Regions from separate parts of the Homo sapiens genome. Here region 1 is linked to region 2. A link is an interaction called in ENCODE POLR2A ChIA-PET data of the cell type or tissue named here. Cell type or tissue: B cell. All regions are shown on one strand. Links, peaks and the distances in the headings refer to the core of each region. The heading gives the core; the rest is flanking DNA. Region 1 overlaps UTRN (utrophin). Region 2 has its middle 27 kb from the start of SF3B5.

Region 1 (12,831 bases), core at 4,477-6,976, 390 kb before region 2:
GATCCTTTCAGAAGTACAACTCTGGTATTGGTGTGAAAGATGAATTCCAGAGAGAAGAGACAGGAAGTGGGAATCAGATTTAAAGGGTAATGAAATTTTCAGGGAAAGAGATTGCATGAGAGCCTGAACCCAGAAGGAAGGGCCTGGAGGAGGAGCCTGAAAAGGCAGGAGCGCTGGAAAATAGAAGACAGTTTTGTGTGTGCCTTGGGGACATCTTTCATTTCCCAGTTATACATAGGGCAGGAGCTCTTGAATAAGGAAAAGGAAGTACGTAATATGAAATACTTTGCAGCCCCTAAATCCAAAGATATTACTACTGGTGAGGAGAGATATATAAGCAGCCTCTTAGGATTTTATAATATGTTATCCCCATGATTCACATGAAAATCCAGTCAGTAAAATCAATAATGGAAAAAAGAAATACCCATTTCATGTATTTTCAAATGTTTTGTCACCTGGAAGGGGTATAGTAGTTTGTAAAAAGTAACAATGAATATTTTACCTCGTAAGTACAGGAATGGAGGTTATTGCTTTGGCATGGCACAAATAAAAAGAACTTAAGAATGTATTTGGGCATAACACAATGAATAAAAATATGTAGGTCCAATCTCAACATGCACAAAAGGAACCAGCTATGGAGACAAAGGAAATGCAGGCAAATGAGGAAAAACACTGCAATGCCAACAAATAACAGAAAACTGAAATTCGCACACAACTAACAGCCTCTTACAAATATTGAAGGATAGCAGAAAAAAGCAAGCACATGGCCATGAAAACACTTTCAAAGTTTAAATGTGCTGTATCAATGAAAGATGTTATTAAGTAGTGGGATTCACTTCCAAACTCTATCTGGACTATGGATTTAAATGTCCTTCACAGAGTTCCAATATCATTTCTTTCCACAGTGTGGGGGAAAATGATTGGAATTAGCAATATTTGTCAATTGTTCTTGTCTAACTTGTATGTACAAGGATCCACTGTTAATATTAGCTGCCCCCAGGAAAGAAAATGGTATTGGGGAAGAAAAGGAACTCTAAATGTTCACTGTAAGTATTTCTGTGGTATTCAATTTCTTCACAATGTGTAGGCTTCAAGTACTACTCATGTAATGAAAAATGCATTTTAAAAATAAACGAGTTAACTATTTTGTTCCTACAAAACATTATTATGAATTGGCATTGAATCTAAAACCTACTGTGCTTCATGCCTTAAAGACAAAAATAATTAAATGCCTAAAAAATCATATATCAGGTCATTGAAAAAGGGAAAACAATGATAATCTGCAAATAAATATTTATTATAATTATCTAATAATTTGAGGGTGTGGAATTTAAAGTTTTCCCAAGTAAATCATGAGTAGTTAAGTAACCAGCAATTCCTACAAAGCAAAAAAAAGGAGTTTTCTTTTGAATTTAAGATAAAACATGTATTTCAATGAAGAAGTTATACAATTAAGAAATATAGACACTGTATTCCTTAACCACAATCTTGCAGTTAGTACACAAGAAGCAAATAAAAAAAGTACTGGACATTACAAATCTGCTACTGTAACAACAAACACTTACATATCCAGACACACACCCTTGATGTTGGATATTTTTAATGGAAATAAATATTTCCAAGTGACCACTTTTAGTGCCTGGATTTGCTACATTAATAGCAACAACCCACCAAAGCTTAAAGCTGGATTACTATAACCACAGGACTCTTTTGTATTTTGGGAGAATATTTATTCTCTTTAAGCTCCATATTGAAATAGTAGCATACATTTAGCTAACCCTAAGATATACTTTTAAGAGTCAAAAGAAGACTAACTCTGAGGTTAATCTCCATTTATACTTTGGACTTAAATCTGAAAACAAAGGGATGATCTTTTGAAAAGATGGGGAATGTTTCATCTGGCATTGCTAAACTTTGGCACTAGTGACATTTGGAGCCAGATGATTATTTTGTTGTGAGGCTGTCCTGTACATGGTGGGATGTTTAGCTGCATCCCTGGCCTCTACCCACTGGAAGTCTTCTCCCACAGTTCTGACAACAGAAATGTTTCCAGAAATTAACAAGTATCCTCTGGAGGGTAAAATCACCCCGGTTGAGAATCACTGATAATACAATGCTGGGACCATAACCAAAAACTTTAGAATTATAGAAAAGGCCAATGCTCATTTTGAAAGCCGGGAACAATTGCAACTCATAATACACAACGAGAAGTGGGACCATCGCAAAGTAAAATGGGCCAGGCATGGTGGCTCATGTCTGTAATCCTAGCATTTTGGGAGGCCGAGGAGGGTGGATCACCTGAGGTCAGGAGTTTGAGACCAGCCTGGCCAACATGGTAAAACCTCATCTCTACTAAAAATAAAACCTTAGCCGGGCATAGTGGCATGTGCCTGTAGTCCCAGTTAATCAGGAGGCTGAGGCAGGAGAACTGCTTGAACCCGGGAGGCTGAAGTTGCAGTAAGCCAAGATTGCACCATGGCACTCCAGCCTGGGGCAACAGAGCAAGACTCCATCTCAAAAAAAAAAAAGTAAATGAGTCAAAAACACTAAGCCACACAAAACACATTTCTCTCCATAATTACTGGTTTATTTGAATGAGATCTCCATCTAGAACTGCACTTACACCTAGAGAAAAACTACCTCCTGTCACTACCATCACACACAGCTACCCACACACACACACAACCCCTCCATCTGTATCTTCTGCTGATCATTCATTGGAACTACCCATTAGTTCCTGAGTCAAAGAACGCCCCTCCAAATTCAGTGGTCCACTCAGAGAATCTGGCTGGATCCCTTCCACACTAATCTGTGAGGTCTTCCAGCTCCTCTTCTACCACGTGTTCTCTGACTTTGATTTTCAAAACATACATTTTCATTAATTTTTGTCTTCGCTTTCAATCTTTTCACTTTTTGGGGGCAATATTCCTTATGCAAATTTGCTTAGCATCTAAATCCAAATCTATATATATTTAGATCTAGATCCAAATATATGTAGATATAATATTTAGATGTAGATCCAAATATATGTAGATATATATATTGTATCTACATATATTTGGATCTACATCTAAATATATATAGATTCGGATTTAGATTCTCTCTATATAAATAAAGATGTATATGCATATATACAGAGACATCTCCCTATATATATAGATATATATCTACACATATTTGGATTTAGCTTCCAAGAGAATCTATCTATCTATATATATAGATAGATAGATATACAGAGATATATCCAAATCTAAATCTCCTATTGCTAATTTCATTTCATTCGTTGAAAAATATTGATTGGATGCCTTCTCTGTGCCAGGCATTGCTCTAGTTATGAGTACATCTTGGCATACATCGGTGAATAAGAAATTTAAAAAAGACAAAGATCCCTGACTGATGGGGAAAAAAAAAAAAAAAGACCAAGGTAAGGAGTCACTGGAGGATAGGAAGCCTTGCAGGGAGAGAGTGTGATTGGTTCATTCTCCACCCAGAACTTTCCTATTAAAATACCAGGTGACCTGGAAACTCTGCTTCTCCATCTTTCTCACAGGCAGAATGTTAAAATCTGACACTGACTTCTATTGACATTGACTCTCTCCTTATACATCCTCACATTTATCCTTTCCTCTTAAACTTTATCACTGCTGCATCTGTCAACATTTTCAGGTGTAGTGAAGGATCCTGTTTCTGAATTTTCATGTCCCTGGAACGATTTGCCTTCCCACTCTGACACTGTCAATGGCCTATCTCTGACTTTTGACTTCAAATGTCAAAAACCTGCAAAAAGTAGTTTCATGTATTCAGCAATTTACTACTACCTGGGCTATTTCTACCACCCCAACCAAGTTACTACTATAATCTAATCAACAGTCTGTATTTCACACAGGCCCTCCATGCCTGAAACATTATTTTGACCATTTTTAAGCAATTTTCTCTTATCTTCAAGGTCCAGTTTACTCTACTTTTGACTTTGCTTCCAGGCAAAAGGAAATAAATGTGCTCTCTAGCACATTAAAAGTACATCTTTGATAAGTCCCAACTTAAATACATAATAAATGGGGATCTAGAAAGAATGTAAAATATTTAAATAATAAATACGTGAATCTTATAAGATAATTACTATTTACCCCGTAATAAACTTAAACTCCCAGTGGCCTCTGGATTTACCTCAAAAGCTCTGAGTGTGAGAGCAATTTCCTCAAGCAAATGTAGATCTTTGGAAACCAAGACCTTTAGCTTGTTCCACTTTCCTTGCACATCATCAAATTCTTGCTTATATAATTTTTCTACATCAGGATGAACATTTTTCTCCAGAGCCTTTGTTTCTTCTGCAAGTTTATGTAATGCAGGTTTCTGATTCTCAAGGATTTCATCAAGGGTCTGGAAAAAGTTTTAAAAGATTAAAAATATGCACAAAAATGTGTCTGCACAGATATAGTAAAATGGGCTATATAAAGTCAAAAGTCACTTTAAAATGCATTAGAAAGCATTTTTATCTAAAAAGAACAGTGGGTGGGAGTGTGAATTAGTTCAACCACTGTGGAAGACAGTGTGGTGATTCCTCAAAGACCTAAAACCAGAAATGCCATTTGACCCAGCAATCTCACTGGGTATATACCCAAAGGAATACAAATCATTCTGTTATAAAGATATATGCACACTATGTTCATTGCAGCACAATTCACAATAGCAAGGACAAGGAATCAACCCAAATGCCCATCAATGATAGACTACTTAAAGAAAATGTGGTACATATCAACCATGGAATACTATGCAGCCATAAAAAGGAACAAGATCATGTCCTTTGCAGGTATATGGATGGAGCTGGAAGCCATTATCCTCGGCAAACTAATTCAGAAACAACAAAAAAAAATACCGCATATTCTCACTTATAAGTGGGAGCTGAATAATGAGAACATACGGACACATGGTGGGGAAAAACACACACTGGGGTCTGTTGGAGGGTGGGGCATGGTGGGAGGGAAAGCATCAGGAAGAAGAGCTAATGGATGCTGGGCTTAATACGTAGTGCAGCAAACTACCATGACACACGTTTACCCATTTAACAAACCTGCACATCCTGCACAAGTACCCCTGAACTTAAAATAAAAGTTGGAAATCAAAAAACAAAACAAAACAAAACATGAAAAACTCATGAAAAAAATAGGCATAATCATAAAAATTAAAGCTTTTTCTTCATGAGTTGTGTGTGGGCAATACAGTGTATTCTCAACCCTAAAAACCAAGGGAACAGCAAACCCAGTGTGGGCCAAGTGTGCAGTGCTCAATGGCTGCTCTCCTTTTCATCTAATAGCACAGAGCCATAAGGCTACTCAACTAAATGACCTCGGAAACATTCCTATTCGATGCAGAAAAAAGTATACATCAACACGTCAACTGATAGTCCTCATTTCATAAAGATATTTTAGCAGATTTTATGAACAGGTTGAGAATTTTAAGCTAATCACAGCAGAAGGAGAAAATATGCTTTTCTTCTATGAAAAAATTTTTAATAACTGTACTTTCTTTTATGTGAGGTCAAACTAACCCTCAAATCATAAACACATTTTTGCACCAATGATGAACAAAACTGACCAACTTTTTTTTTAATCTCTGAAAAAACATTTCAAAATATGTAAGAGGAGATATTAGAAGAAGCGCTAGAGTTCTAACATGGAAGATATATGTTACCTTTTTTTCTTGCAGGGCCTTCTCCACCTTGGCAAGATCATTAAGGACATTCAGAGACACCTGGGCCTTATTTTCTGAATCATTTAGCACATCTTTCAGTGTTTTCAATGTTTCCAGATATGCATGTCCAGGTTGGCCCTTCAGTTCTGTTTATTTAAAAATATTTAGTTTGAAAAAATCATATTAGGAACCAATATTATTACATAGACCATTATCCTAAATGAATTCCAATACATGGCAAAGGAGACCCCATGATTAAAATGTAAAAGGGTCTCTGTTAATTAACAACATAGATCATTCCATTGGCATTTCTGAGAGTCAGACAGTGACTTCATTCCTGCGGATGTTGACGTTTGAAATATTAACTAACCCACTATAATTTTTCTTCATTTCTTCATGATGAAATGTCTCTCTGAAGATGGAACAACAATGTCCCTTTTGTTCCATATAATCTCCTCTTCCTTAACAGCTACACAAAGAATAAAAGAAAACAAAGATCCCTTCAACCAGTCTTGCTGTAAGCTCCACCGTGTAGACAAACCCAGGTCCAGAGTGGAGGAGATTATATGGAAATACTGCCACCATGCTGCCCAGGTACCCTGAGAAATAATGACTGAACAGCCAGCTGGAACAGTGTCTACCTCAGTCACTAATGTAAAAATATCACAGAAGTAACACTTGCGTGGAAAGGAAGTGAGTTCTCTTGAAGCACAAAGAGGTGAAACCAACTAGCAGCAAAAGTTAAACTGCCTACTGATCCTTGTCAAAAGTGAAAGCACAGCTTGTACCAATAAGTGGAGAAAGAGGTACCCTCAAAGACATATTTCACATAACTGAATTCAAGGAACAAAGACATGCTGTCCAGATGCACTTTCAGAAGAAAGGCAATACGACACATTTGCCTAGCATGCACACATACAGACACTTCCAGTCATCACACAATCTACAATTGCTGAAGTTAGGCTGGGTTACATGTGGAGCATTTCACACAATGCTCAATGCATTTCACAAAATAATGCACAATGCAACACAGTTCCTAACTCAAATGGCAGCTAGGAAGTAAATAGTGTAACGTAGGAGGGATGAGCTTTCAAAATCTTTAACAGTGAACCTTCCAAAACCAAGTGTATTCCAAAAGTAAGAACTCTAAAATTTTTCTGAATCTGACAGTGGAATATGATTTCTTTTAAAAGACAGTATGAGACTGCCAAAACTTTAACTATTTTGAGGAAACAGAAGTAAGGGATCATTCATTTTGATCCTCCTAGCAATGATATTAAGTGGCCTCCTCAACCAAAGGAAGAAATTGCACCTGTTTCTCAAAAAAAAAAAAAAAAAAAATCTTTAAAAATCATTATATCCAGGTCAGGTACAATGGCTGACACCTGTTATCCCTGGTATTTTGGGAGGCTAACATCTGTTATTTTGCCTAACACCTGTTATTTTGGGAGGCTGTTATATCACCTGTTATAATGGCTTACACCTGTTATTTTGGGAGGCTGAGGTGGGAAGATCACTTGAGCCCAGGAGTTCTAGACCAGCGTGGGCAACATAGCTAGACCCTGGCTCTACTAAAAATAAAAAACCAGCCAGGCATGGTGGTGCATGCCTGTAGTCCCAGCTACTCAGTAGGCTGAGGCAGAAGGACCACTGAAACCCAGGAGGTCAAGACTGCAGCTATGATTGCACCACTGCTCTCCAGCCTGGGTGACAGAGTGAGATCCTGTAGCTACAAAAAAAAAAATTATTATTATATCCTACTGACACAATTTTAGAGAATGTGAAACTTGCTTGTATGTTTACAAAAAGGTGTGAATCTGGAAAAGAATCTGAATACAGAAGACTTTAAGACTTTGAACAATACAGGCACAAAGGAAAATGGAGAAGGTTGGTGCAAAGCAAGCAAGTGTACTCAAGTTCTAAATGTTGGGAGTCATGTTTACATTAAGGCAAACTGAGACAGGAGATTTTAAAATTGTTGGGTTTACCATTCTCTAGATGTTGTTGACGATCCTCTACAGCCTCTTGTACAGCTTGGTAGCGGCCCAGAAAGCTATCGAAGCCCCGCTGGACAAAATCTGGGGCAGAAGGCTGAGACATCAGGGCCGAGCAGCTTGCACGAGCCATTTCAATTTTGGGGTGAAGGCCAAGAAGATTTGTCAATTCCCGCTAAGGAAGAGAAAATACGGTCACACAACTCACTGAAGATGAACATCCTCACAGGAAGTTAATCAGGGCAGCATTAACTTAAAGTTCATGATACGAGAAGCCCTCCTTAACTCTGGAACTGCACATAGAATTCCTCCACTTTCCAGACCGTTGGCTCCTTACCTGACAGGAATCCTTCAAGCTTGGCAAGGACTGCCGGGAAGATTCAGAAATGGAAGTGTGTTTTACCCACTCCTCCTTTGTCTTGATGACCTTTTCAAGCTCATCAAGCTGCTTGAAATAAGCATTTATATCTTCCTGTAGCTGAATCTTTCTTTCTAGATCTTCCAAATGTTGAGATACATTCTTCCATTCTGATGAAACCTTCTCCAGAACATTTTTTATTTCTTCAGTAGGAAGGCCTTCTATGCAGACATGAAAAACAAGCAAACAGTCTATATATTACAAAATGTGTCTTGAATTTATTCTGAACATTCTAACACTCAGAATAGTGAGGCAATGTCACACATAATGATCACTTTCTTAAGTCCCTTTTAATACAACAACAAAAATTTATAATGATGCACTTAAAAATAATGATGTTTATTTCAATTCCTTGAACAAAGAAGAAAGACATTTTAAAATAACGATTCAGGCACATCAGTAGAACTTCAGCCACTGCCTTTTCTAGATAATATATGTTTCCATCCATGCCATGCTTCTACTCTGCTAGTTTATCACCTGAACCAGTGAAATAAGATCAACTACCTTGATCTGTCTAGGCCCGACTTCAGAAAGAAGACCCTTTGTCCTAAGAAAAAAAGAAAGCTGGCTAGAAAAACTAGGAGGCAGCTCAGGTCTTGGTGACCAAAGCACAGTGTCATATAAATTAAAAAATGAATGGCGAGGATGCCTTATGCTGGGAAGCAACCTGGTGAGTGCAGGAATATTAAGCCAGCAGCCAGGCTCTAGAAGCATCAGCAAGCCCACTGGAGACCTTGCACATAAATAAGCAAATACCAAAAGACTGAGGCAGCAATAAGATGATCTACTTTAGAAACACATCAGGGAAAACAATGCCACCATTTTTATTACTGAAATCTTATCATTTTATTTGTCCGATATTTTTGAAAAGTAGAGAATGTTCCTAAAAATAATAAAGTCATATATAATAATAGGTTTTATCATAGTCCTTCCCTTAATCTAAAATACCTTCAAATCCTCTAAAATGACTATGAAAAAGTATGGGAAATCTTCAAAGGAATCTTTCTATTCGGAGGAAAACATGCATACCAAAAGGATGGCTTCACATTTTTATTGAGTAGGAAAGCAATAAAACAATCCTGCTTTATAAACATATATGATCAAAATCCAGGATAATGAGAGCTTGAACTAAAAAACAAAGGCATAAAAACAAAAAGTCATGTATGATCCACAGACAATGCAACTTTGAAAATTTTTATAATACACTGTGTCTACTGAAAATCATAAATGAGGGCATATCATGCTGTCATTTGAATGTGTCACCTATGTCAATTGCAGAAGTTCACTGTTCACCACCATCTCTCAGGTAAGAGAATATGAGACATAAGCAAAGCATTCACACCACAAGCCATGCTGCATTACCCCTGTTAATGGGGAGAGTATACAAAACAAATCACCATTTTCCTAACAATATGAACAATGGAGATATGGGTCATGCCCCTGCCCCATCATTTCTATTCTAGGCAGGCAAAGGAATAGTAACACCAGCCACATCATCTTTATGTTGGACAATTCATACTAATCAAGGAAGAAAATTAAGTAGGTAAATAAAATTTCTGAGATGGAAAATTACCACTACTCATCTAGAAAACTGGAAAGAGGTGCTCACTTCAAGAACAAGGGCGGTTAAAACAACTTCAGTTATTTTTTCACTGACAATGTCTTACAAGCCATTCATTTTGCCTCTTTAAACCAATTTTAAACATCTGAATCTCCCTTTCTCTAATCCTGAGATATTGCTGGTTACAGTGATGCCCGGTAATGATTCAAACACAATTTACATCTTATAAAAGGAAAACTGCACATTGTCTTTAAAAATAGTTGTTTTACTCCCAGAGATCCAGAGTTTAAAATTTTCTATTTCTATAAAACACAGAGTTCTTAGAAGGTGACTAGTCAAAAGGCAAAATCAACAGAAGATCACTTTATTAATTGTCTAAAAGGGAGAACATAGAACACATTCCTGCCACTCAGTCTCACTTGACTTTACACTTCTCAGTCTATCACTATTGGAATCAAGGGAAACGTTTACAAAACATAGGACCTTCACCAAACTTCCTGGGCTTATATGCTTAGGCAACCACAATGGGCATTGATTCATAAAGCCACATTATCCAGATGCCCAACTACTCTACTGTATTTTACTAGATGAAGAGCTCTAGGAACAAGATAAGCTAAACGAAGAAAACCAAGTATATCAGCTATGAAAGTCAAATGAAACACACTATTTTATTTATTATTATTATTATTATTATTATTATTATTATTATTATTATTTTGAGACAGAGTCTTGCTCTGTCACCAGGCTGGAGTGTAGTGGTGCAATCTCAGCTCACTGCAACCTCCGACTCCCTGGTTCAAGCGATTCTCCTGCCTCAGCCTCCTGAGTAACTGAGATTACAGGCATGTGCCACCATGCCCAGCTAATTTTTGTATTTTTAGTAGAGACGAGGTTTCACCATGTTGCCCAGGATGGTGTTGATCTCCTGACCTCGTGACCCACCCACCTCGGCCTCCCAAAGTTCTGGGATTACAGGTGTGAGCCACTGCGCCCAGCCTCACGCTATTTTATTTTCTAAAATTGTTTCTATGCTCTATGAGATACCTCAAAACTTATGTAAAATGCATTAGGCAGGAAAGACCTATCAGAATTGGCTATGGTGGGCTTTTTGATGGAACTGGTTTCAGAAAAACAGTGACGTGATTATTCAAATATGGGTTTTACTGAAGAATTTGACATGCCTCCCTAACTGAACTGGAACACACAGACTTTATCCAGTTCAGCTCCCCCATTTCTCAGCTTCCCACTGTTGTCCTAAAAAAAATTTTTTAATAGATGCATCTTTAAAACAAAAAAGAATTAGGGTCCTCTAATGAATGCATTTCTAATTCCACCAATGCTTGAAAAAACATGATAATACAAACTATAAAAGGTTTCCTATGAAATTGGGCAAGTATACATTAGGTGACAAAAGCCCCATGTCAACTATTCTCCAGTGTTGCCTTTGGCCTTTTGCAAGTAGCACTTTCATGTGAACTCAATGTCCAGAATGTGTCTATTTAGGACCCATTTATGGTAGAATTTTATGGACCAAAGCCTATAGTCAGCTAATAAACTAATAGTCACCTGATAAACTAACAGCTAAGAGTCAGCTAATAAACTCCCTCATTTTCCAGACACCAAGGCAAAGAAACAAGGGTTCCAAGACTTTCCCAAGGATAAGAAACTAGAAAAGGACAGGAGAATCCAAGTTTGCCCATTCCCCCAATCACTGTTATTCTCACTATAACATCACCTCGCACCAACTTCTCATCTACATCAAGTCTCCCCCATCTTCATAATTCTGCCACACTGCTGAAAACCTGACAGAAATGGGAGTAAATTCAGTACACAGATTCAAGAAATTATCCCATATTCACATCAGATAAAGTCAGAGTCACCAGGTACAATGCTGAGGTAGAAGTAAAAAATCTATGCTTGTAAAGGAAATAAATTCAACATCCAATGCATTATAATTATTGAATGAATCTCAAGGGAAGTTATCATCTGTTTGTGTCTCTGGATCTCTTCAAGTAAATACTGGAAAGAGTAACCTCCAAGTGGGATGCCCACAGGAAGGACAACTAAGACAATCTGCTAGAATGGATTTTGAAAGAAAATATTAAATACTATTCTATTTAATTTATTTAAAGAAAGAAATTAACATTTATTAATAATAAATGGATTGATAATACATTTGCATAATTTCAAAATAAATGGACATACACTGTCCACATGGTATACATTCCATATTTTGTGTGTATGTGTATATATCTATATATGTTTGTGTGTGTATATATGTTTCTGTGTGTTTGTGTGTGTGTGTGTATACACATATCCAGTATACATACTAAATAAATAAACATATTTGTTAAAGGCTGGAGGCAAAATAATCTAAGGTCAAAACAACATGAACAGTTGTTTTCTGGAGGGAGGAAGGTGACTAACCCAAAAGAGAAATTTCTGGAAAGATGGAAATTTTCTACAGTGATGTGTGTGTGTAGGTTACACAGGTATATCTATTTGTCAAAACAGCACAGCTAAGTCATGTATTTCAATGTAAGTAAATTTTACTTCCAAGAAAACTGTAAAAATAGTAATAATTGAGAGGCTGAGGAACGAGTAAAGGTATAGATAATTCAAGAATGGCAGAATATTGTCAATTACTAAACTAGGTAACTGATACAAGGAAGTTCATTATAGTATTCTATTTGCTTTTATACAGTTATATTTTCCATAACAAAAAGTCAAACAATAAAAAATTAAATGCTACTGCTTTTAAGATTCTTGTCAAACTAATATTCCTAATTCTGTATAGGTATCTGTACAGGTGTCAAGGAGAGCTACAGCAGCCTTCCAAAGTGCTTACCATTATTAGACCAACGTACATGGAGTGCAAGAAATGTCTTTCAACATTTCTCTAGAACAAAGAGAGATTCATATGCAAAACTGCACATCAAGAATATTAATCTTTAGCTTATTCTGAGTCACTGGGAGCTACAGCAAAAAAAAAAGTCTTGGGAGCATTTAAAAATTTCATATATAAGTAACACCTTATCAAACTTAACTATAAAAATACTGTAGTAAATAAATATAATGCATTAAAAGTTATCAAAAATCAAATACCCTTAATGAATTTAACGTAACTTCGTTTCCCAAATGTTGCCAAGTAAAGTTTTCTTTTGCTA
Region 2 (6,176 bases), core at 3,142-5,641:
GCTGCTGTAACAAAAATGCCATAGATGGCGTAGCTTATAGACAACGGAAATTTATTTACCATAGTTTTGGAGGCTGGAATTCCAAAACCAGGGTGCCAGCATGAGTGGGTTCTGGTGAGGGCCCTCTTCCAGGTCCCAGACTGCAGGATTCTCATTGTATCCTCACATGGAGGAAAGAGAGCAAGAGAGATCTCTGAAGTCGCTTCTAGAAGGGCACTAAGCCCATTCATGAAGGTGGCATCCTCATGATCTAATTACCTCCCAAAGGCCCCCACTTCCTAATACCATCACTTTGGGGATTAAGATTCAACATATACATTTTTGGGGGATGCAAACATTCAGCCTGCAACGATTCTACCTAATTTTGGATTATTGATGTATGACATGAGATGCTCAGGTGTCCGGCTTGTTTTGAAGTGTTCAAACTGGTAGACCGTCAAAGAAACTAAGACCACTAAATAGGAGTAATAACAGTAATTTAAATCACGAAGCTAATTTTAAAATCCCCTGTTTCCTTTTTTAAAAAAGAGCCTTTGGGAAGAGAATGTGAAGGGAGAGGCACAGATCAACCTGGTAAATGGTTCAGAACCATTTTTATGGTAAATCATTTGGAAAAGTTAAGATGCTAAAGACTGAGCCCAGTGGCTTGGCAGTTAGAAGACGTCACTGTTGATTGCAAAGAACGGGTAAAGCAGAGTGGTGAGGAAGCCAGATTGCAAGGTGTGGATACTAAGGGGTTCCACAGTGAGTAGGGACAAGAACCAATGGTAATGGGCAGAGACATGCATTGACAAAGTTCAGTGGTGTATTAGTCAGGGTTCTCTAGAGTGACAGAACTAATAGGATAGATGTATATATAAAGAGGAATTTATTAAGGAGTGTTGACTCTCACAATCACAAGGTGAGATCCCACAACAGGCTGTTGGCAAGCTGAGGAGCAAGGAAGCCAGTCTGAGCCCCAAAGCTAAAGAACTTGGAGTCTAATATTCAAGTGCAGGAAGCATCCAGCACAGGAGAAAGATGTAGGCCAGAAGATTAAACCAGTCTAGTCTTTCCACGTTCTTCTGCCTGCTTTTATTCTGGCGGCACTGGCAGCTGATTAGATGGTGCCCACCCAGATTGAGGGTGGGTCTGCCTCTCCCAGTCCACGGAATAAAATGTTAACCTCCTTTGGCAATGCCCTCACAGATACATCCAGAAATGATACTTTGCATCCTTCAATCCAATCAAGTTGACACTCAATATTAAACTTCAGAGGTAGTAAGGGAGCACTGAACTACAAGTCAATAGTTTCAGGAAGTGGCAACGCTGCTGGAAAATTTTATATTAATATTAATGATTATTATTTAAAGAATAATGAAGACATAAGCTTGAAAGCAGAGGCCCAAGAGTCAATAAAGTGGAGGACTCTGAAAATGCAAGTAAAATGTGACAACCAATAGTCTAATCCTGGAGAAGTTTGGGGTTTTGAGCTGAAGTCACAGGGATTAGCTTTTGCAAGGAGAACCATTTTCTCAGAGAAGAAAGAAGAAAAATAAATAATGGAAAGATGCAAAAATATTTGTGAAAGCTCCAGTGGGAAGTATTTCTACTTGAAGAAGAAGGCAATTCACTCTGTTGAGAATGAGGAGGAGGAAAAGTTGAGATCTTGGATGCAAAAGGTTTAGAATTGCAGAGGTAGAAAATGTAATAAAGAGATGATATGGTTTGCTGTATCCCACCCAAATTTCATCTTGAATTGTAGCTCCCATACTCCCCATGTGTCATGGGAGGGACCCAGTGGGAGGTAATTGAATCATAGGGGCAGGTTTTTCCCAGCTGTTCTCATGATAGTGAATAAGTCTCACAAGATCAGATGGCTTTATAAAGGGCAGTTTCCCTGCACACTTTCTCTTGTCTGCCACCATGTAAGACATGACTTTTCTCCTCCTTTGCCTCCCACCATGATTGTGAGGCCTTTCCAGCCACGTGGAGCTGTGAGTCCATTAAACTTCTTTTTCTTTCTTTGTTTTTTTTTTGAGACAGAGTCTCGCTCAGTCGCCCAGGCTGGAGTGCAATGGCACAATCTTGGCTCACTGCAACCTCCATCTCCTGAGTTCAAGCAATTCTCCTACCTCAGCCTCCCGAGTGGCTGGGATTACAGGCACCTGCCACCACACCCAATTAATTTTTGTACTTTTAGTAGAGACGGGGTTTCACCATGTTGGCCAGGCTGGTCTTGAACCCCTGGCCTCAGGTGATCTGACGGCCTTGGCCTCGCAAAGTGCTGGGATTACAGGCTTGAGCCACCGCACCTGGCCTAAACCTCTTTTTCTTTAGAAATTACCCAGTCTTGGGTATTTCTTCATAGCAGTATGAAAATGGACTAACACAAGAGATGATGAAAAAGATGCTAAAAAGCTGTATGTGCTCTTCTGAAATTATATTCAGAGTAGATCCAATCAACATACTCTTTTGATGTCCCAGTAGCACGTAACAATTTGAGAAAGTAACAAAACAAGTGAATGAGGGGAGATTTCTGACTGGAAATGGAGAGAAGTCAAGGAAATGAAGAGTCATGCTTATGGCGGTAAGGAAATAAGTGCACACACGTACACACAAAACCACAGCAACAAAAACTGACCTATAGTGAGTGGAGAGGTAAGGGAAGTCAGAATGGAGGTAATGAACTAAGAAAGTAGGAAGAGGTTCTAGGGATTAAAGGTCACAAAGACATTTTTTAAAATAGGAAGCAAGACAAGGTGGGCAGAATAAGAGGCTGTGGCAACAAAAGGGAATTCTATATCCTTGGAGTAATTTATTCATTAAGGTGGTCCCTTACATTGGTAACTAATGAGTTCCTGGAAATGTGTTTAAAGGCAAAAAACAAAACAAAAAAAAAAATAGAAAAAGAAAAAAACAACAAAACCTGTAGATGTTAGAAATATTTCTCATTACTAGAAAAAAATTTTGATTAGAAAATTTCTCATGATGGTCTCTGTAGGTCCTGGCTCCCTCAGGCTTGAGCGGCCAGGGCTGCCAGTGAGAGTTCTAGCCTGTCAGCCCTCACTCTGGAACCCAAGGCAGGGAGATGGCTGCTGGGGTCAGGCCACCCATGTCCCAGGCACCTGGGTCGATTAAACCCAACTACCAACATCATGCCGTTGTTTAGTTGGAACAGGGTAGGGGGTGAGGATCTTCATCTTCTGTACCTACAGAGGATTTGATTGTATTATTTCACCAAAGAATTGAGGCTGTGTCTGCTGGAACTAACCCCATTCCCCAACCCAGGAGAGCAGGTTCTAGGCACTGGGACATGACCCCTGAGCCTCCTTCATGAGTGCCGTCTGTGTGGAGGCAGAGGTCCAAGAACATGGTTCTTTGGCATGGGGTGGTGGGCGCTGGGACCACAAGCCCCCGGCGTCTGTGCTTCTTTTGATGAGTGGCTAACAGCAACACCCATCACTCAATGGTTGGTGTCATCTCTTAGATCATGACCCAAAATGGAATTTGGTGTATGAAAGGTAGTTGCAGGTTATGGGGCAGGGGGTGCGGTGTGTATTAATAAACAGTGCACAGCTGTACTGATGGTATATAACCAAAGATCTTGTACTTGAAAGTTAAGGACTGCTGGATGCGCTAGTGACATCTGCAAATGAGGGATGTTGTGACTAGGTATACAACTAAGGAAGGCTGTACTCTCAGTCTGGGATTGGGGAATGACTGCTTTAATCTTCAAGCTCAAGGGCCTCACATCTTCTGTAGGTCTTTTAAGAAAGCACCCACAGACCAAACGTGGTGGCTCATGACTGTAATCCAAGCACTTTAGGTGGCCGAGGTGGGCAGATCACCTGAGGTTAGGTGTTCAAGACCAGCCTGGCCAACATGGTGAAACCCCGTCTCTACTAAAAATACAAAAATTAGCTGGGCATGGTGGCATGTGCCTGTAATCCCAGCTACTCAGGAGGCTGAGGCAGGAGAATCGCTTGAACCCGAGAGACAGAGGTTGCAGTGAGCTGAGATTGCGCCACCAAACTCCAGCCTGAGTGATGGAGCAAGACTCCGTCTCACAAAAAAAAAAAAAAAAAAAATTGTTGGGTGTGGTGTCAGGTGCCTGTAATCCCAGCTACTCAGGAGGCTGAGGCAGGAGAATCACTTGAACCTGGGAGGTGGAGGTTGCAGTGAGTCGAGATGGCGCCATCGCACTCCAGCCTGGGTAACAAGAGTGAAACTCTTACTCAAAAAAAGAAAAAGAAGAAGAAAAAAAGTAATGTGAGTCCCTCCTCCCTCCTCGCTCTCACTTTCTGTTCTCCAGCCTGCCATTTCTAGATCAGTTGGTCTAAACCTGTTCTGCTGTGAAGTGCCCAATAGCATGGGCAAAAGAACATGGGCTCTGGTGTCAGCTTGCCTGAATAAGCACTAGAATGGTAGCTGTTATTCCTTTCATTAGAGCGATTTCCTTCCCTCCTCTAAACTTTGGAAAAACCATCTATTCCTTGAAAGTTGTATGTATCCTCCCTCTCTCACTTCCTTTATTGAATTTGTTTTTGAAAGTCTTTGAAAGTTCAATTCCTGCATGAAAGTTCACTACCTGCCTGAAGGAGAAGTAGTGAACTTGCCTTCTTTATCTAAATGTGCAATCTCCCATCTGCCTACCCCATCCGAGCCACAGCTGGACTCACATGTTGTGGGGTGGGAGTGTGCATGGGTGCAAGGTTTATTTTCTGTCTTAACAAAATATTGTTGCTTTTACAGTAATACAATAACAAACTATTTCACAATTTAGTTAGAAAATTTAATGCACTTTTGTAGTTTTATTCATGTTTCTGACAGATATAAAATCTTTCTCTCTGAAGAGGCAACGGAAAGGATGTGTCTCATTCTCCTTCTCCTTATTCCTATGATCCTTTTATTCTTCTCTGTCCTTTCCTGCTTCCACTCTCCTTTTGCTCCCCCTAAAAATTTGATTTGTCCCTTTTATTACCCAAGAGGGAGAACAAAAGTAGAGGGGGGAAAATCTCTTCACGATACTGGCATTTTATAAGAACTACATATTGAAAGGCTGTGACTTAAGAGGCACTACCAACGACCCAAAAGAATTTCACTAATTCTTTTATGAATTCATTCATTCATGCAACGAATGTCCTATTATGTGCCTGGCACTGTAGCAGGCACTCTCCCTTCCTCACCCTAAATAACTAAGTTGTGGATCTAAGCTTTCTGTTTAGTTCTCCTGCAATAGAAACTTAAAATAACGACTTACTTTTGATATACTCTTTTCTTCCACTTTGCAAAACATAAATGACTTCATGTATTTTATTTTATTTTATTTTATTTTATTTATTTTTTGTGAGATGGAGTCTCACTCTTGTTGCCCAGGCTGGAGTGCAATGGCCCTATCTCGGCTCATTGCAACCTCTGCCTCCCAGGTTCAAGCAATTCTCCTGCGTCAGCCTCCCGAGTAGCTGGAATTACAGGTGCCCACCAGCATGCCCAGCTCATTTTTTTGTATTTTTAGTAGAGAAGGGGTTTCACCATATTGGCCAGGCTGGTCTCAAACTTGCCAGCCTCAGCCTCCCAAAGTACTGGGATTACAGGCGTGAGCTACCGCGCCCAGCCTGACTTCATGCATTTAAAATAGTTTCTTCTCTTCTCCCCCAAAGTGCAGAAAAAAGAGCTAAGATTTAGAATCCAGGCAAATCAGGTGGGTTCAAATCCTGACTATCTGTGTGAACTTAGACAACTTAATCTACTTTTGAGTTTTCATTAGTTAATTGAGGGTATTACAACTACAGCATAGAGATTTTGAAATTCAATGAGAAAAAGAATGAAGTGCCTTGAACAGGAAAGTTCCTTTCCTTATGTTGTTGTCTTCGTTTATACGCCCTTTGGGGATAGATTATAAACTCATTCATCTGAAGTGCAGTAGTATTAATAACCAATATAAAAACTAAACACATAGTCCTAACAGAGCAAGCAAATGTGTAACCTGAACACATTTCAGTAAATTTGTTGATTTTCCAGGTATTTCATATGCAGGGCAAGTCTTCTTTGCTGTTGCATGAGCTGGGGAAATTTTGCACTGAAAATTCATTAACAATTCACTCATGGGGGAATTTCTTCTCTTGCCCAAACAACAAGTTATGGTAACATAGTTACATATTCATATTTGTGAGATGGAACTGTGGAAAAAGCGG

The links. Peaks named below come from ENCODE experiments on the same cell type or tissue, not always from the same donor. Only the 100,000 strongest peaks of a DNase experiment are listed, where the experiment ranks them.
Region 1: POLR2A ChIA-PET joins it to region 2 with 5 read pairs; 2 of 35 experiments call an interaction of 5 or more read pairs at or near these places.

What each region holds. Positions count from the first base shown.
Region 1 is chr6:144,454,203-144,467,033 of GRCh38, reverse strand. It overlaps UTRN (utrophin), which reads right to left. Exons shown (of 75, transcript NM_007124.3): 20 at 8,023-8,264; 21 at 7,680-7,860; 22 at 5,692-5,837; 23 at 4,168-4,380. Among named protein-coding and RNA genes, the nearest start is that of SNORA98, 55 kb to the right of the region's middle. RefSeq lists an enhancer at 6,242-6,341 and a silencer at 7,238-7,441. In B cell, for the core only: no CTCF peak of the experiment used is centred there; no DNase peak of the experiment used is centred there; H3K27ac peaks cover 795 bases.
Region 2 is chr6:144,065,390-144,071,565 of GRCh38, reverse strand. No RefSeq gene overlaps it. Among named protein-coding and RNA genes, the nearest start is that of SF3B5, 27 kb to the left of the region's middle. RefSeq lists an enhancer at 4,316-4,615. In B cell, for the core only: no CTCF peak of the experiment used is centred there; a DNase peak (open chromatin) is centred at 4,365; H3K27ac peaks cover 520 bases.